Regions from separate parts of the Mus musculus genome. Here region 2 is linked to region 1. A link is a loop called in an ENCODE intact Hi-C map of the cell type or tissue named here. Cell type or tissue: left cerebral cortex. All regions are shown on one strand.

The links. Peaks named below come from ENCODE experiments on the same cell type or tissue, not always from the same donor. Only the 100,000 strongest peaks of a DNase experiment are listed, where the experiment ranks them.
Region 2: a loop joins it to region 1, with 3 times the contacts of the local background. A loop is called at or near these places in 2 of 42 quality-filtered maps.

Annotation. Positions count from the first base shown.
Region 1 is chr13:24,514,247-24,522,246 of GRCm38, reverse strand. It overlaps a transcript of Ripor2 not described here. Among named protein-coding and RNA genes, the nearest start is that of Gm22013, 31 kb to the right of the region's middle. In left cerebral cortex, a CTCF peak has its summit at 3,188 (motif pointing left); DNase peaks (open chromatin) are centred at 570, 1,792 and 3,179; H3K4me3 peaks cover 201 bases.
Region 2 is chr13:24,573,651-24,581,650 of GRCm38, reverse strand. It overlaps a transcript of Ripor2 not described here. Among named protein-coding and RNA genes, the nearest start is that of Ripor2, 61 kb to the left of the region's middle. In left cerebral cortex, no CTCF peak of the experiment used is centred here; DNase peaks (open chromatin) are centred at 4,247 and 4,762; H3K27ac peaks cover 1,267 bases.

The DNA of each region.
Region 1 (8,000 bases):
TTTCCTTGCAAAATGACCAGGCTTTAATCCTTTCAGCGAGGTTAGTGGGCATGAAGACAAAAGCAGGAACTGACAAGTCCATGGAGTTGGCTGAGAGATTATGCTCTTGGCTCCTGCTATTGACTTTTTAGTTGCTTTCTTTGGTGTAGTACCTACACATATTTGACAAGCCCAAATAAGAATAAAGTCCGGGCAGGAACAATGACCCCTTATTAAATGCAGAGATAGTTATGAGTCACAAGAACTCAACAGAAAGCCTCAGTTCCGGTAATTAGCTTTTTTTTTTTTTTTTTTTTTTTTTTTTTTGTGGCATTTGATTTTGGGCTTTTTCTTTAATTATGCAGAACTGCCCAAAGTATTGAAACGGCAGGCTGGAACATGCTGCCTTCCGCAGGGGAGTAGAACTTCTCAGCCCTCGCCACTCTTATGAGCCAACCACTAATTTCATCCTGTCTCTCCCCTAAATGGAGTTGGAAACCTTCTAAGCCTTTTGTGTGAATCCAGGGGTGCTGGAAAATAGTCTGGCAAATTCTGACAAGCATCACTTCAAGAGTACATTTATGCCTTGGCTGAGAAGCCTGAACCAAAAGCTGCTGGGTTGTCATGGCAACAGACATACACACGCACCCGCTTCTGAAATGACACAACCTTCCCAACGGGACCGGCTGTGGAAGGCAAAGCTGGCTTATCCACGCGCTCAGAAGGGACGGTGCTTGCGACCCCGGTGTGGTGTCACAGGGCACGCTACCCCTTCTAGCTCGCTCACTGTCACCAAATTCTCAGTTTTCCTTCAAGCCCTGTGAAATTGATGCCAAACAGCAATGTCTGATTGCAAAATAATGACTACTCCATCCCAAAATGTTTTCCATACTTTTCCACAGAGGTTTGGGGTATTGCTCTCCTACACTGAAGGGGAACATGGGCGAGCCGGAAGGAAGCCCACCATAGCAGGAAGTGAAGTTGAGCAGGACTAGGAGGCCTTCCTAGGAACATAAAGGTCCCAAAATGAGCAGTTAAGTCATCACTCACTCTGGTAGTTCCTGAAGAACGGAGTATCCACAATAGAATGGAACTCATATGTGAAAACAACAGCCAACAATAAACCCACACAGGAAATAGCGCACACGGAACGGAAGCGAAATTCCTGAAGGTGAGCCTCAGCAAGTTACAACAGAGGGGAAGGCTGGAGCGCGTCCCTTCCATTAGGCTTGAAATGAAACCACAGGGACCTATTCATGAGAAGCAAAATTAGCCTCCAGTTCCATTTTTGTGACATTAGCGGTGGCGGTGAGTGCTCCACAGCTAGACTTAATTGGCACTAAACACCTGAGAGGAAGGAAGGCACAGAGAGCACCTGGGTCTTAAATGATAAGGTCTTCTTGAAGCTGGGAACATTCTGTACCTAGAGATGGAGCCAGCATCGCAAGCAACCCGAAAATCAAAGTCCATGTCTGTTGGTAGTAGTGGATTCATCCCATTTTTTCCCCTCTCTAGACCATAAATATTTGAGTCTAGATACTCTGAAGTTAAAGATCCCAGTCCCTCAGTTCTATTTTTTCTGTCTTGTGATTAGCCAAAAATTTTAATTCCAGTTTTAATTTTGGATTAAAATTTAAAAAAGAAAAAGTTTTAAAACCTAGGGAGAAAGATACTCTCATTGTGTATTCCTGGGTGTTACAGTTGGTTTTGGTAAATACATATGGTGCAGGAAAAGAACTAAAGGAGCCTGCCTCAGGAGACGAATGGAAAGGAAATCCAGCCAGCTGTCAAGTGTGGGGGCAGAGCATAGGGCCTGGAGTGGTGTTAGAGGAAAAGACACAGACCCTTTCTAGGCAGAAAAAAGCTCTGACGCTTGTCTCGGTTCCCGTTCTCCTCCGTATTACATCTACCCTATTTATATTATTGTTTTGTTTTTGAGACAGGGTCTTAATGTAGTTCAGGCTATTCTTAAACTTGCTATGCAGCTAAGTGGGGACCTTGAATATCTGATCCACCTGTGCAATGCCGGAACTTCAGGTTATGACACCACGCCCAGTTGTATTCTGTGCTGGAGATCAAATGGAAGGCTTCTGTGTGCACAGTCTATTAACAGCGGCTGCCTCTGCTCCCTAACCTTGCGGCCAGTTCAAGTGCGAGCATTTGAGATGCTCCGTCGCTTTCTCCGCTGGTAGCTATCTATCAAGTCCTTTCTCAAGATGTCTTCAGATGCCCATCTTTCACAAAATTCCCTCCACACCATGTCACCTGGGCGTGACTTCCCTGTCAGACATTATTTGTTCTCCGGTGTTACTCCAATGTGAAGAGTTACCACATAGCTGAAACGGACACCAGTGTATGAGCTGAGTGGGTTTCACCCAGCCACCGATGGGCAGGCAAGCACTAATAGAAAATCAGAAAGTTACCACTCTGCCCTGGAGCATCCAGTCTCAGCAGGAGTAAGCACATCTTCTCTCACTGAAGTCCAACCAGGAAGTCCAGTTAGGGGAAGGGGAGCCAATGACAGGCAGCAGAGGCAGAGACAGCCCCCTGTGCAACTGTTAGGAGACCCACATGAAGACCAAGCTGCACATCTGCTCCAAAAGAATAGGGGGGCCTAGGTCCAGTCCCTGCTTGGTTGATGGTTCAGACTCTGTGAACCCCATGGGCCCAGATTAACTGACTTTGTAGGTCTTCTTGCAGTGTCCTCGGCCCCTCTGGATCCCTCAGTCCTACCCCCCACTCTTCCACAAGTCCTGCCTGATGTTTGGCTGTGGGCTTCTGCAACTGTGTGTCCATCTGCTGCTGGATGAAACTGCTCAGAAGCTAGGCTCTCCTTCTCTGAGAAGGGGTGCGGGGAGGATAATGGAAGGAGGGACTTGTAGAGGTGGGACTTGGAGGAGAAGGGACTGCAATCAGGATGTACAGTGAATAAGTAAATAATAAATAAGAAAGTCTAAAAGTTCTGAAAACTCTAGAGCTCTTCTCTGTGAGGTTTGGAAATCATAGAATCTTTCAAACTCGCATTTCTGCGTCACCATGGACATATGAGAGTCATTGGAAAGCAGAAGTCTGTGACTAAAGTTCCCATCGCATCCAGGGAAGCCATTATATTGCATTCATGTATTTGGGGATGACATCAATTTCCATTAACGGCTATGCTCCTTGTTAGGTTTGTGAAATACCACTGTGGCGCCACCTTGTGGCCACTACCCAGAACGCTTACAGAATCTTGTACTTGACCATCACAGAGGTCTTGGCTCCTCACATCAATATTTTTATATTTAAAAAATAAAGTGAAATACAGCCTTGGAAAATCCTAAATCTAGAGAGAGCTTTTACAGTTTTTAGCTGAAGTGAACCCAGTGAGGATTCATAGTAGTTACCATGAAAACAAAATTAGAGTTTGTACTTGATATTCATTGCTAGATTTCCCTCAACATCATTGGGTTGTATTTCCACACTATTTCTTAAATAAAACTGGCCACTGGTCTGTAAAAGTTGCCATATTCCGTTTATGTTAATTAATTCTTCACAGGCCGTTTAACTTCTTTTTTTAAAAACTTGTATCCCTAATAATTTTTAATTAGTAGTAAGATCTCCATTGAGATTAGATCTTGATCAGGAAGGGGGAGGGGGGTGTGTGTGTGTTGTTTGTGTTTGTGTGTGTTGTGTGTGTTTTGTGTGTGTGTATGTGTGTGTGATGTGTGTATGTGTGTTGTGTGTATTGGTGTGTGTTGTGTATGTGTGTGTGTTTGTATGTATGGTGTGTGTGTGTTTGTGGTATGTGTGTGTGGTGTATGGTGTGTGTTGTGTATGTGTGTGGTGTGTGTGTGTTTGTGGTATGTATATGTGTGTGTGGTGTATGGTGTGTGTTGTGTATGAGTGTGGTGTCTGTGTTGTTTGTGTGTGTGTTGTGTATGTGTGTGGGGTGTGTGTGTTGTTTGTGTGTGTGTTGTGTATGAGTGTGGTGTGTGTGTGTGTTGTTTGTGTTTGTGTGTGTGTTGTGTATGAGTGTGGTGTGTGTGTGTTGGGGGTGGTGGTAAGTAGCACAGGGCATGCTCCATGCCTCCTGGCCATCCCCATTCACAGATCCTGGTGTCCTGGGGCTGGTGGGAGTTGCAGAGATCTGATTGAGGTACAGTCAGGGAGAGGGTGATTCAAAAGCTTCTATTTATTTAGTTTTAGAATCGTTCTAGACAAAGAACTGGAAAGAAATGCCCTTGGCATTTACATTTCTCCTACCTGGAAACAGTACTTGAAGTTTCTATAGAAATTCTCTACTGAATAAGAATGCTCTGGAAAACAGGGGAGGGGGTGTGGGGGTGGCAGGTGGAGGGTGGGGCACTAAGGATACTGACAGTGTGACCACTGTCAAGATGAGCCTGGCCTGGTGGTACATGCCTGTCATCCCAAGCTTGAGAGTCGGAGGCCAAAGATCAGGAATTGAAGGTCTTCCTTGCATTGCTGTCCCAGAACAAGAAAATCACAAAAGGAGGAGAACAGAGGAGGAAACTCACCGCCCCTCCTCCCCCACGAGCTCCCCAGGGAGGTCAAAGCCAAAGGTCCCTATGTCTTAACCTGAATGTCTGAGCTGGAAAGCTGTTTCACTATTCTAAAAATAAATAAAAGCCAAGGCTGGACCCTGGGTTTAAGACTCTGCACATTAAACCATCTGAAGGACAGCCTGGGAGGCGGTGATCTGTGGAACTCCTCCCAGCTTTGGAAACATTGGTTTTTGACTGTCAGTCATCCCCAGTTCCTGTGGTCCTTTAGTGAGTTCCGGCACGTGGGAAGCTGTGTTTCTTTGGGGTCAAAAGTCAGACTTGTAGGAGACTGAAGCAGGGATGGGTTTTGAGGTGTTGGTTTAATCCATGGGCTTCTGGGTTTCCAAAGGATGCTACATTTGCCCTCAATGCCAGCGTTCAGAAAACAAATTGTTAAGGGTAGACATCTTGTGTGGGATTAAAAGCCACAGGGATGCTCGGTTTTTCTAAATAACAAGTTTGTTTGTTTATAACAAGTTTGTTTGTTTGTTTGTTTGTTTGTTTCATGTAACCAGGCTGGCCTTGAATTCTCTATGTAGCTGAGAATAACATCTAACGCCTGATTTTTCCTTAATTTCCTGGTGTGCTATATCATAGACATATACCAGCCAATATGTTTATACAGTGCTGAGATCGAACCCAAGACCTTATACATAAGTAGGCTAACAACTACTCTACCAAAGGAACCAGTTACATCCCCAGCCCACACATGAACCATTTATGCCTGCATGCAGGTCTGTGTACCACACGTTTATAGCGCCTGTGGAAGAGAGCATTGTCTCTTCTGGGACTGGAATTACAGATGGTTTGAGCTGCCATATAGGTGTTGGGAGTCAAACCTTGGTCCTGGAGGAGCAGCCAGCAGAGCTCTTAACAGCCGAGCCATCTCTCCAGCCCCAAGGGAGCCACTTTTGAAAGCCTTTTACTCAGCAAGATAGTTCTATAAATGATTGTTACTTACAAGTTACAGACTGAACAAAACCACTCAGAACCCCATAAAAGCTTTCATTTCAGGCTACTGTGTGCAGAAAAGAGGGGCATTATTTTACTTCCATTTATTGACATGGTGATGGGGGTCCTTCTGTTAGATATTTGCATAGCTACAATATGCAGAGAAGACAGGATTGGGTTTCCCTTGGTAAGGCTTATGATAATGTACATGGGTGATCTAGAGAATATCTGTGCTAAGCAAATGAAAACCAACCACAGGGCTAGGTGTGAAAGGTTCATGTCTAATACTGGTGTCCAAGAGACTCACGCAAGAGGACTATCTTAAGATTTAGGTCAACCCAGGCTGCATAGTAAGGGCCAGACCAGCCAACGCTACAGAGTTAGGCCTTGTCTCATAAAAACAAACCAAAATGGAATGAAAAGAAGAAAAAGAAGAAGAAGAAAGAAAGGACAGAAGGCAGATTGCAGGCATGAGTGTTCTGAAGGACTTTGGAAGTTCAGCATGGCAGCCAGCGAGGCAGTCACTATAAATCCTTGGTTTTCCTTCAAAATGAGAATTGCCAGAACCCCTCAAACACTCATTATCCTATAAACACTCATTATCCTATAAACACTCATTATCCTATGGTGGTTGCTGTACATTTGTCTTCTCTTTTTGCTCTACTTTTTTTTTTTTTTTTTTTCTGAGACAGGGTTTCTCTGTGTAGCCCTGGCTGTTCTGGAACTCACTTTGTAGACCAGGCTGGTCTTGAACTCAGAAATCTGCCTGCCTCTGCCTCCCAAGTGCTGGGATTAAAGGCGTGCACCATCACTACCCAGCTACATTTTTTAAAGTTAAAAAAACCCAAACATATGCATATTTCTCAAAACCTCATTTGTATGAATTCCACAATATGAATTGTCACACAGTGATTTTCGAATTGGTGAACATTCCCTGTAAAACAGTGGCCCTCATCTTAAAAGGTCCTGGACAATTTCAAATAGAAAAAAATATATAGAGAGGAAAGTGTTAAGGATATGGAAAAAGATTGCCTCTGAAATGAAGATGGCGAGAGCCAAGAGGCTAGAGGCTGGGAGCTAGAGATTGCAGGCTGAGACTGGAGGGCAGGAAGCTGGGAGATAGAGGTTAAAGGTCAGGACTGGAAGCAGGAAGCTCTAGAGGCTGAGACCCAGAGAATAGCAGCTGAAGGCTAGAGGGGGCAGGAGCCAACAAAGGTTTGAATCTCCAGGAGACCATAGTTAAGGAGGGCAGTTTCATTAGACACTTCCTCTTTTTCTTTCAGCTTGTGTGTGTGTGTACGTGAGTGTGTGCATGAGTGTGTGTGTGCTTGTATCACTGCATGGATGAAGGTTAGAGGACAATCTGTAAAAGTTGATTCTCCCTCAGGGGACAGGAGTCTTGAACTGGTTGACTTTCTCTGCAAGATAAAGAATTAAAAGGCAGGAAAGTCTTGAGCACAGCAGATAGAGGTAGAGACATTGCAAACACAGCAGAGTAGCAGAGTCAGCGGTTAAAGAAAGACGTTGATTGGGGGGAGGAAACTCACAGGTACAGCAAGACACAGAGGGAAAAACCTCTCTGCCAAACAGAGGGGGCGGGGCTCAGATACAGAGAGGGGGCGGGGCTCAGATGCAGAGAGGGGGCGGGGCTCAGATGCAGTCTCTCATCTGGGGCTCGGGTTTAAGCATCAGTTGATGGGCCCTCCTCTCCTAATCTAGGGATGGTCAGGGTAAATGACAGGGTAGCTGAGAGGTCTACAACTTTGGTGTAAACATCTGGCTTTGAACTTGTCTGACCAGTCCTTCAGCATGCTGATCTCACTGGCTGGAGAAAAAAAAAAGCCTGCTAGTCTTTGGTTTTAAGCTGCCAGGCTTTGGTCTCTGGTCAGAAGGGCAAGGAAGAAGCCACCATCTTGGAAGTTGACTTATCCTTATTACTTACCTGTCTTAGTCATGGCCCCTCTCCCTATCTGTCTGTCTATCAGGCATCAAATGTCTAGTCTGTGGTGGTCTGAATGAGAATGGTCCCATAGTCTCATGGTCGAATGCTCAGTTCCCAGTTAGTGGGAATGTTTGAACACTGTTAGGAGACATGGCCTTGCTGGCGTAGGGTGTGGCCCGTTGGAGGAGTTATGTCACTGGGGGTGGGCTTTAAGGTTTAGGAAACCCAAGACAGGTCCAGTCTCACTCTCTTTTCCTCCTGCTTGCTGATGAGGATGTAAGCTCTTAGCTACTGCTTCCATACTATGCCTGCCTGCCTGCTTGCTGCTACATTCCCCACCACGATGACCATAGACTTAACTTTCTGAAACTGTAAGTAAGCCCCATTGAAATACTTTCTTCTGTAAGTTGCCTTGGTCATGGTGTTGCATCTCAGCAATAGTAACTAACTAAGACCTAGTCTCTCAGGTCCCAGGGTTCAAATTCAGGTTGTCAAGCTTGCCAGCAAGCATCTCTAACCACTGACCCTCCTGCCAGCCCATATTTTATTTTTGAAGTAGAAAGTTTAAAAAGAATTTGAATAGC
Region 2 (8,000 bases), 59 kb before region 1:
TCTCTGAAGGCTCTGAGGTAATAACACAGATGATGTACAACTGCAGTTAAAGAAGGGGTTTTCGAGATGTCTCCACAGTGAGGCTGCAGAGAGCTGTATGTGAATCTAGTTGACTGATGCTACAGGGCTCCCAGGTCAGATCTTGGCACCTGATGGGCATAGAGAGAGGGGAGCTTTTGGTAGGAAATATGACAGCCTTCACTGTCAACTTGACTGGACTTAGAATCACCACGACACACACGGCTGCTGTGTGTGTGTCCCTGAGGGTGTTTCCAGAAGGGTTGAACTGACTGTAGGAGGAGGATCCACCCTGAACGTGGGCAGCACCATCCGTGACATTGGGTCCTAGACTAAGGAAATAAACTGAGCATCAACATTCACCTTCCCCACTCTCTCTCCTCCTGACTGCAGGTGCAATATGACAGCTGCCTCACTGTTCTGACACCATGCTTCCCCCATGATGATGGAGTGTACCCTCAGACAGTGAGCCAGAACACATTCTACATGTCTTATGATGCCTTTGTCAGGCATTTTATCTTGGTAGTAAGAATCGTGACTTGACACATGAAGCTTGGTCTCAGAGCCTCTACTTCTGTTTAGTTGAGAAGTTGCACTGGAGTCAAACAGGGCGACGGGTGATACTGTCCTTCTCATACTTTGGCCCAGTTGCAGGCCACGCCTGTGGGAGGCAGCTGTATCTCTGGTGGCGGGGTGGCCGGGGGGGGGGGCAACTGTATCTGTGTGAGTCAGTTGTACACCATGCCTATGGGAGACAGTCTTCTAGTTTCAGTTGCGGCTGACTTAGTACGTGTTTCAGAGTGCTCATCTTCAGTTGTGATCATCTGAAATTCTGGAAATTTCTAGAGTTGGAAATTCTCACAAGACACAGGAAAATTAGTGTGTCCGTGTGTAGCTATTCTTTTACTATTTTGTGGGTTATTTATTTATTTTTACCAACATTTATCCCCCTGGTTTCATCCCCTGCCAGTAGATAGGAGAGAAAGAAGAATAAGGGGGGGGGGGGGAGAGATAGAGATCTCTGGACCTAATTTTTCTTCTTGTTTCTTCTTTACTTGTAGCTGGTCTTTGCTACTTTGTGGGTTCTTCTTTTTTCCCACCCTTTATCCCCCTGGTTTCACCCCTTATCACTGGATAGGACAGAAAGAAGGATGGAAGAGAATCTTTCCCCTTGTTTCTTCTTTGAGCATGACTACTACTAAGCCCACTCCCTTCAATGACAAACAAGTACCCACTCACCATCTACTGGGGTCTTAGCATTTATAAACCCTCTAAAAAATTCTCAGAATGCCAAAAGCCATACAATCGCAGAAGCCATCTGCACCCAGCAAGTCTTTGCCTCTGCTAGAATATGAGGCAAATGATAAATCAACGGCCGCGAAGCCACCGCACATCCCCACACCTGGGATTAAAACAAAAATATATTATAGTTCTGTGTTTTTTTAAAGAAACCAAAAAATCCTGAATTCTCAAAAACATTATTTCATCCACAGGATAAGTACAGGCCAAATGGAGGGGTTTCTGTGGTACTTACTGCCAATGCAGGGGTTTCCTACCAAGTCCAAATTCTACATTCAGATGGCAGTGACAACAGTGTTTGCCTTCCAATAATTCAGTAGCCATTCTTTTATTAGTTTACAGTTCTTTAGCTACGTTTTATTTTATAACATTCTTAAAAATAAGAACATCAATGGCCCACCAACAATATTTTAGAAAAGTAGAGAAAGACCCCACTCTTCATAAAATAAAATCATGAGACACAAACTTGAAAATGATCAGAGCTAATAAACTGAGAGAAAGCAAGTTTGAAAATATGTGCAGAAAATTAGAACCAATATCCATAAAATAACTAAGCAAGTTTGGAAAGGAGCACTTCTGAATAAGAAAATAGCAAAAGTGAAAGTCATATGAATATTTGATTACTGACAAATTAAACACTGAGGAGAAAATAAACTAGTGAAGTCAAAGTAAACTGAGCGCAATGTCCACCTTAGCAAAGGGAGACAAAGGAAGAAAAGATAAAAGGAAAAGCTTAAAGACATGAAAGTTACCATGAAAAGAGCTGGGTATGATGACTGAGGTAGGAGCATGATCGATTCAAACCAGCTTGGTAAAATTCTGAGAACAGGCTGGAGTTGGGGAACAGGGCAAAACAGTTGGGGAACAGGGCAAAACAGAGTTCAGAATATATCTTGGGCTCACAGGGTCTTAAAAAGCTGACTGTGATAGCATGTGTCTACATTTCCAGTTCTGGGAGGTGGCAATAGGAACTCACTGGGCAGTTCAGTGGTGAGCTCTGGGTTCACTAAGAACTTTTCCTCAAAGGAATAGGTAGAGAGTAATCAAAAAAGACAGGGACACTGATCTTTGGCCTCCACATATGTGTACACATATGTGCACACATGCACATACAAGAGCACATACAAACATGTACATATACCGTACAGACACACAAATGAATTTATCACTGTTATTATTTGGAAACAGAGTTGAGATAAAATGCAATACAACAGAAATAAAAACTACCATCAGTATTAAGTGTTGATAAAAGCACAAAGGCACTGCTGGTGGGAATGGCAGCATACGTGGCTGCTCCAGGGACCAGGTTGACATTTCCCCTCAAACTAAACATTCACTCACCACCCATACGTGAACACTGAGGATACAGCAATGTCCTATGGTAGGTGAATTGCTAAACAAGATATATCCAACCAGACAGTGGATGTGGAAGGAGGGAATCTGGACACCAAATAAAGCAGGCAGATCCTGAGAGCCACACACTGAGTGAAAAAAGCCATGTTCAAAAGGACATCTGCAGTACCATAGACTTATACCGTAGTCTCACATACAAGACAATCTTAAACTGATCAGAGATGAGGACAATGAATGAGGCTAGGGGAAGTGGTGGGTAACTCTGAAGGTGTCCCAGGAAGGATTTCTTGGGAATACTCTGTATTTTATTTGTGGTGGTGGGTACAGGCTGACATCTGCACATCTATGAAACAGTATCCTGCTTATATATCTATACTTATATCTATACTTATATCTATACACACAGACACATACACACACCAACATAGACACACCCACACCTATACCCCCACAGACATAAATGCACAGAGATATCCATATCTGCATACACACACACAGACACACACACACACACACACACACACACACACACACCCCTATACCCATACACCCACCTAGCCTTTCTTCCACTTCTACACTTTGGATCAGTGTTGGTTTTTAGGTTTTATCATAGATATATGAAATATGACCATGTGATAAAAGGGTCATGAGATCTCTGCACTGTTTGTGCAACTTTCTGTGAATGTATAAATTTTACAAAATAAAAGTTAGAAAAAGAAAGCATAAGGGGCAGGCTGGCAAGATGGCTCAATGGTTAAGAGCGATTGCTCTTTCAGAGGTCCTGAGTTCAAATCCCAGCAACCACATGGTGGCTTGACAACCACCCATAATGAGATCTGAAGCCCTCTTCTGGTGTGTCTGAAGACAGCTACAGTGTACTTATGTATAATGATAAATAAACCTTTGGGTCTGAGTGAGCGGGGCTGACCGGAGCAAGCAGGGTTGACCAGAGTGAGCAGAGGTCCTAAAAATTCAATTCGCAACAACCACATGAAGGCTCACAACCATCTGTACAGCTACAGTGTACTCATATACATTAAATAAATAAATAAACAAACAAACAAATCTTTAAAAAAAAAGCAAGCAAGCATAAGGGAACTGTGCATGGCTTTGCACTTGGGAAGTAGAGGCAGAAGGATCAGAAATTCAGTCATCCTCAGCCATGTGTTGAGTTGGAGACTGGCCTGAGCTACAGGAGACTCTTGTTTATCCTGGATAGGTTAATGTCAACTTGACCTAAGCTAAAGTCATCTGAGAAGAGGGAATCTCAACTGAAAAAAAAAAAGCCTTTGTAAGTAGGATATGGCTGTAGGCAAGCAATTGTGTATTTTCCTTCTAATTGTTACAATTAATTAATGATTTATTGGGAGTACTTTGTCCATTGTACTCATTGAAATCTCTGGGCAGGTGGTCCTGGGTTCTAGAGGAAATTGGGCTGAACAAACCATGAGGAGCAAGCCAGTAAGCAGTGCCCCTTCATGGCCTCTGCATCAGCTCCTGCCTCCAGGATCCTGCCCTGTTTGAGTTCCTGCCCTGGCTTCCCTCAGTGAACTGTGACTTGGGGATACGTAAGCCAAATACACCCTTCCCTCCCCAAGTTGCTTTTGGTAAGGGTATCACATCAATAGTAACCCTACCTAAAACATCATCTTAAACAAAGCCAGAAAGAACAACAGAAGGTTAGAGAATTTGTACTACAGATGAAGGACACATGTTACCCAAGGGCACAGGAATCCTTGGACGAATTAACACGTATGGATAGGATTGTAGTCTATGTCCTTTCTTCAACTTGCTTCTTTCTCGTAATGGTGACAGTTCTATACAGGTCGTTTGTTTTTTATTTTTGTCTTCTCAGAAACATATCTTCTGAGTTAGCATGCTCATATCAGTGTGTAAACCCACATCTGCACTTATGCACTCGGGTGTCAGTTCCATAAAGGGATGCAGAGAATTCTGTGTTTATCTCAGCCCACTTGGTTGTTATCTGGAGAGTTGAGACTACCACCGTTTTAGAGAAGGCGTGGGTATCATCTTTCCTTTTAATTGCTACATGAGGCATATTGGCTACACATGGTAGTCTGTGGGAGGGGTTTGAGAACTGGAGAGAATCTGCACACTGTCTGCTGTGGTCACCATGGCAACCAAAGGATGGCTGCAAGGCAGGAGTCGAGGAGAAGCCTGCCCAGTGGGGCTTGGGAGCTCCAGGTCTCCCAGTCTGCCTCCACCAGAGCAAGACTGATGGAGGTCTTTCCTCTTTCATTCTTCAGACTCCAAGTGAAAACGTCTAGCCAAGTGCAACTTCAGGCTCCCTAAACCTTTGGCACCCCTCTCCACAGCACTAGGTTCTCACAACACTCACATGGCCAGGAAGAGTGACATCACCCTTTTACATCTGCCTGCTCATAATCTCCTGTCTTGACCATATGGTGCAGTAACAGGCACTCAGCAGCTGGTTTTGCTCACCCACAGTGTCACTAAAAGCCTGTCACCTATGCCTTCATTCTGTGTCCATCCCTTAACCTTGGTTCAGGCTTTTGATTGACACCCCTCCCCCCGCGCCCCACGCGCACACACACATAGGCATGAGAATCACTAACACGTGTATGTCTGCCAAAGCTAGCTCAGTGCCGCTTCAAGGATGAAGTTATTGAGATTAAATCGCTTAAAATCACCTTGGATTCAAGGAAGAACAAAGTCAGGACAGAACACAGCCCTCAGCCTTCCCCCTGCCCCAGGTGAGAGCGGTTATCCACAACCGCAAGAAGTGACCACCTCCTGAGACCCTGCTTGTCCCCCTCAAGCAATACGAACTTCTTTGGACCACTCTTCAGACGCAGAACTGAGACAACGAGGAGACCTCGAGCGGGGCTGGGTGATTGACTAGACCTCTACTCCCCACTCTCCCCTGTTCTGTACCCAGAGATGGACTTGAGTGACTGCCCCTTTCTGTTCTTCCCAATGTCACCTGATCTCCACTTGTCTCCATTCCTTGTCTCTTTAATTGGCTGTTGGGATGGCTGGACAAGCCTTACCTGGTGAGAGAGCTGGAGCCAAGGTTTTTACTCCAGAGCTGCAGTTATAGAACCCATTTTAGCAAGCCCCCTCAAACCCCTGTTTTGCAGAAGTTGGGTGGAACTGAGGGCTTCCTACACACAAAGGAAGTGTGTTTCCCTGGGCTGGGCCCTCAGCTCCTTACCTGCTCAGAACCTATCCTAGCAAACAGTTGAAACACTTCTTTTCTCCCACTTCTCCCAAATTGTGAATATTACCTTTAACCATGAAAACTCTTCGGTCCACGGCCCTGAATGCCAGGCTAGACGGTGATATTATATGTTTGAAAGGAGTTGGTCTCTCCGGTCTGTGGCTTCTTGTTCCCTCTCTCCCTGGCCTCCATGCAGACTGGGCTGTCTCTTTCTAATTAGCCTCTGGTACCTCCAAACTCTCTCCTCTCCAAACCATAATTTATGTCATGGGAAGAGTCATCCTAAAATAGCTTGTTACTTATCTCTTCTGGAAGGCCTTTCCCGGCCACACACAACCTATAATTTTAAGTACAGGCAACAAAGCAGTAAACTAAAACCTCCACTTGCAAGATGTTCTTGCTGTCCTTCTGCTGATGATGGTCAAGGTCATCTCGCCCTCAGATCAGGTTTCCTTCTGCCACACCCAAGGGCAGCCAGCTCCAGGGCTGGAGGCTGAGGGCTGGGACTTTGCCTCTTTGGACTTCCCATTTTACGGGCACAATGAGTTCTCTTAGTGGTGCTTTGCTTGGTTGTTCTGTGGGAATGCTATCATGTAAGTGCTAAGACAACACCTGTGCTGAGAGCATAAAATGACAGGAGGGCTTTTGAGGTTTGGGAAGTTCATGTGAGCCTGTAGACCTTGGCTATGAGAACAGCCCAAGTAAGAATTAAAGTCTGCATGTTTGGCTTCAAGTGGACTCTTTGTGGCCCAGGAGGGCCACCAACTTGCAGTAATCTTCCTACTATGGCCCCCTTAGTTCTGGGACTATAGGCATGGCCTACCATCACCACACCCTCTTTGCTAAATTAACCTGTGTATGTGAGCGTGAGCATGAAAGCCCATTACAGAGGAGAATCTGGAGTTTCAGTCCTTACACCCAGCCTTGGTTGAGGTAGAGTCAGAGTCCCTGTCTGTCCATCTGGCTGGCTGTCCATCTGGCTGTCTCTGTCTTTCTGAGATAGCCCTGGATGTGCTGGACTGCATAGAGATCCAGAGGACTCTGTCTCCAGAATGCTGGGATTAAAGGCCAGTGCCATCATGTCTGGCCTGGGCAGAGTCTCTTGGTGCTTACAGCTGTGTACACCAGGCTGGTCAACCTGTGAGCTTTCAGGGATTCCCCTGTCTCTGCTTCCCATGTCTTATAGGAAGGCCAGGGTTATAGAGCTTGCTGCTATGAACAGCTTTACATGAACCCTGAGGATTTGAACTCAGGTCCTCATGCTTGCATAGTGAGTGTCTTAGGGTTTTACTTCTGTGAACAGACACCATGACCAAGGCAAGTCTTATAAAGGACAACATTTAATTGGGGCTGGCTTACAGGTTCAGTGGTTCAGTCCATAATCAAGGCGGGGACATGGCAGCATCCGAGCAGGCATGGTACAGGAGGAGCTGACAGTTCTACATCTTCATCTGAAGGCTGCTAGTGGAAGACTGACTTCCAGGCAGCTAGGGTGAGGGTCTTAAGCCCATGCCCACAGTGACACACCTACTCCAACAAGGCCATGCATCCTAATAGTGCTACTCCCTGGGCTAAGCATGTACAAACTATCACAGTGAACAAATGCTTTATTTGGTGAACCATCCTTCTGGCCCCTCTCTTGCTTTTTCACCCACTAGGGACTCCATAAATACTGAATTTGTTTGCTAAAATATATTGTACTAGTTGTAGACTTTCTTTCCATACACTGTTCCCTGAGCTGGAATAGTTTCTCTTTCAACAAGTATCCCTCCAAATTTCTTATCAGTGAAAACTGTTCCAAATTACTTTCCTAAATTTTTATGACACTTTAACTGCCTATGAAACTCACTGGGGCTGGTCATATTCTGTCTTGTACTGTAACTTGTCTTTTTTATGTGCTGTTTTGCCAGCAAAGCTGTACGTCTATTGTGGGCAGATGGCGCCTGCCTTAACGGTCCTCCATGTTCACTGCAGGGAGCATGGAATGCTCTTTGCCCAGAGCAGATTTTCCTCAAATGTCTGCTGCCTGACAAACAGGAATAGAAGCAGCTGGAAATGAACAGGGTAACTCTGTCTTATACTTTCATCACTCAGGGAGCCTCTTGGGAGCTGGAGGTAGCACAAGCTG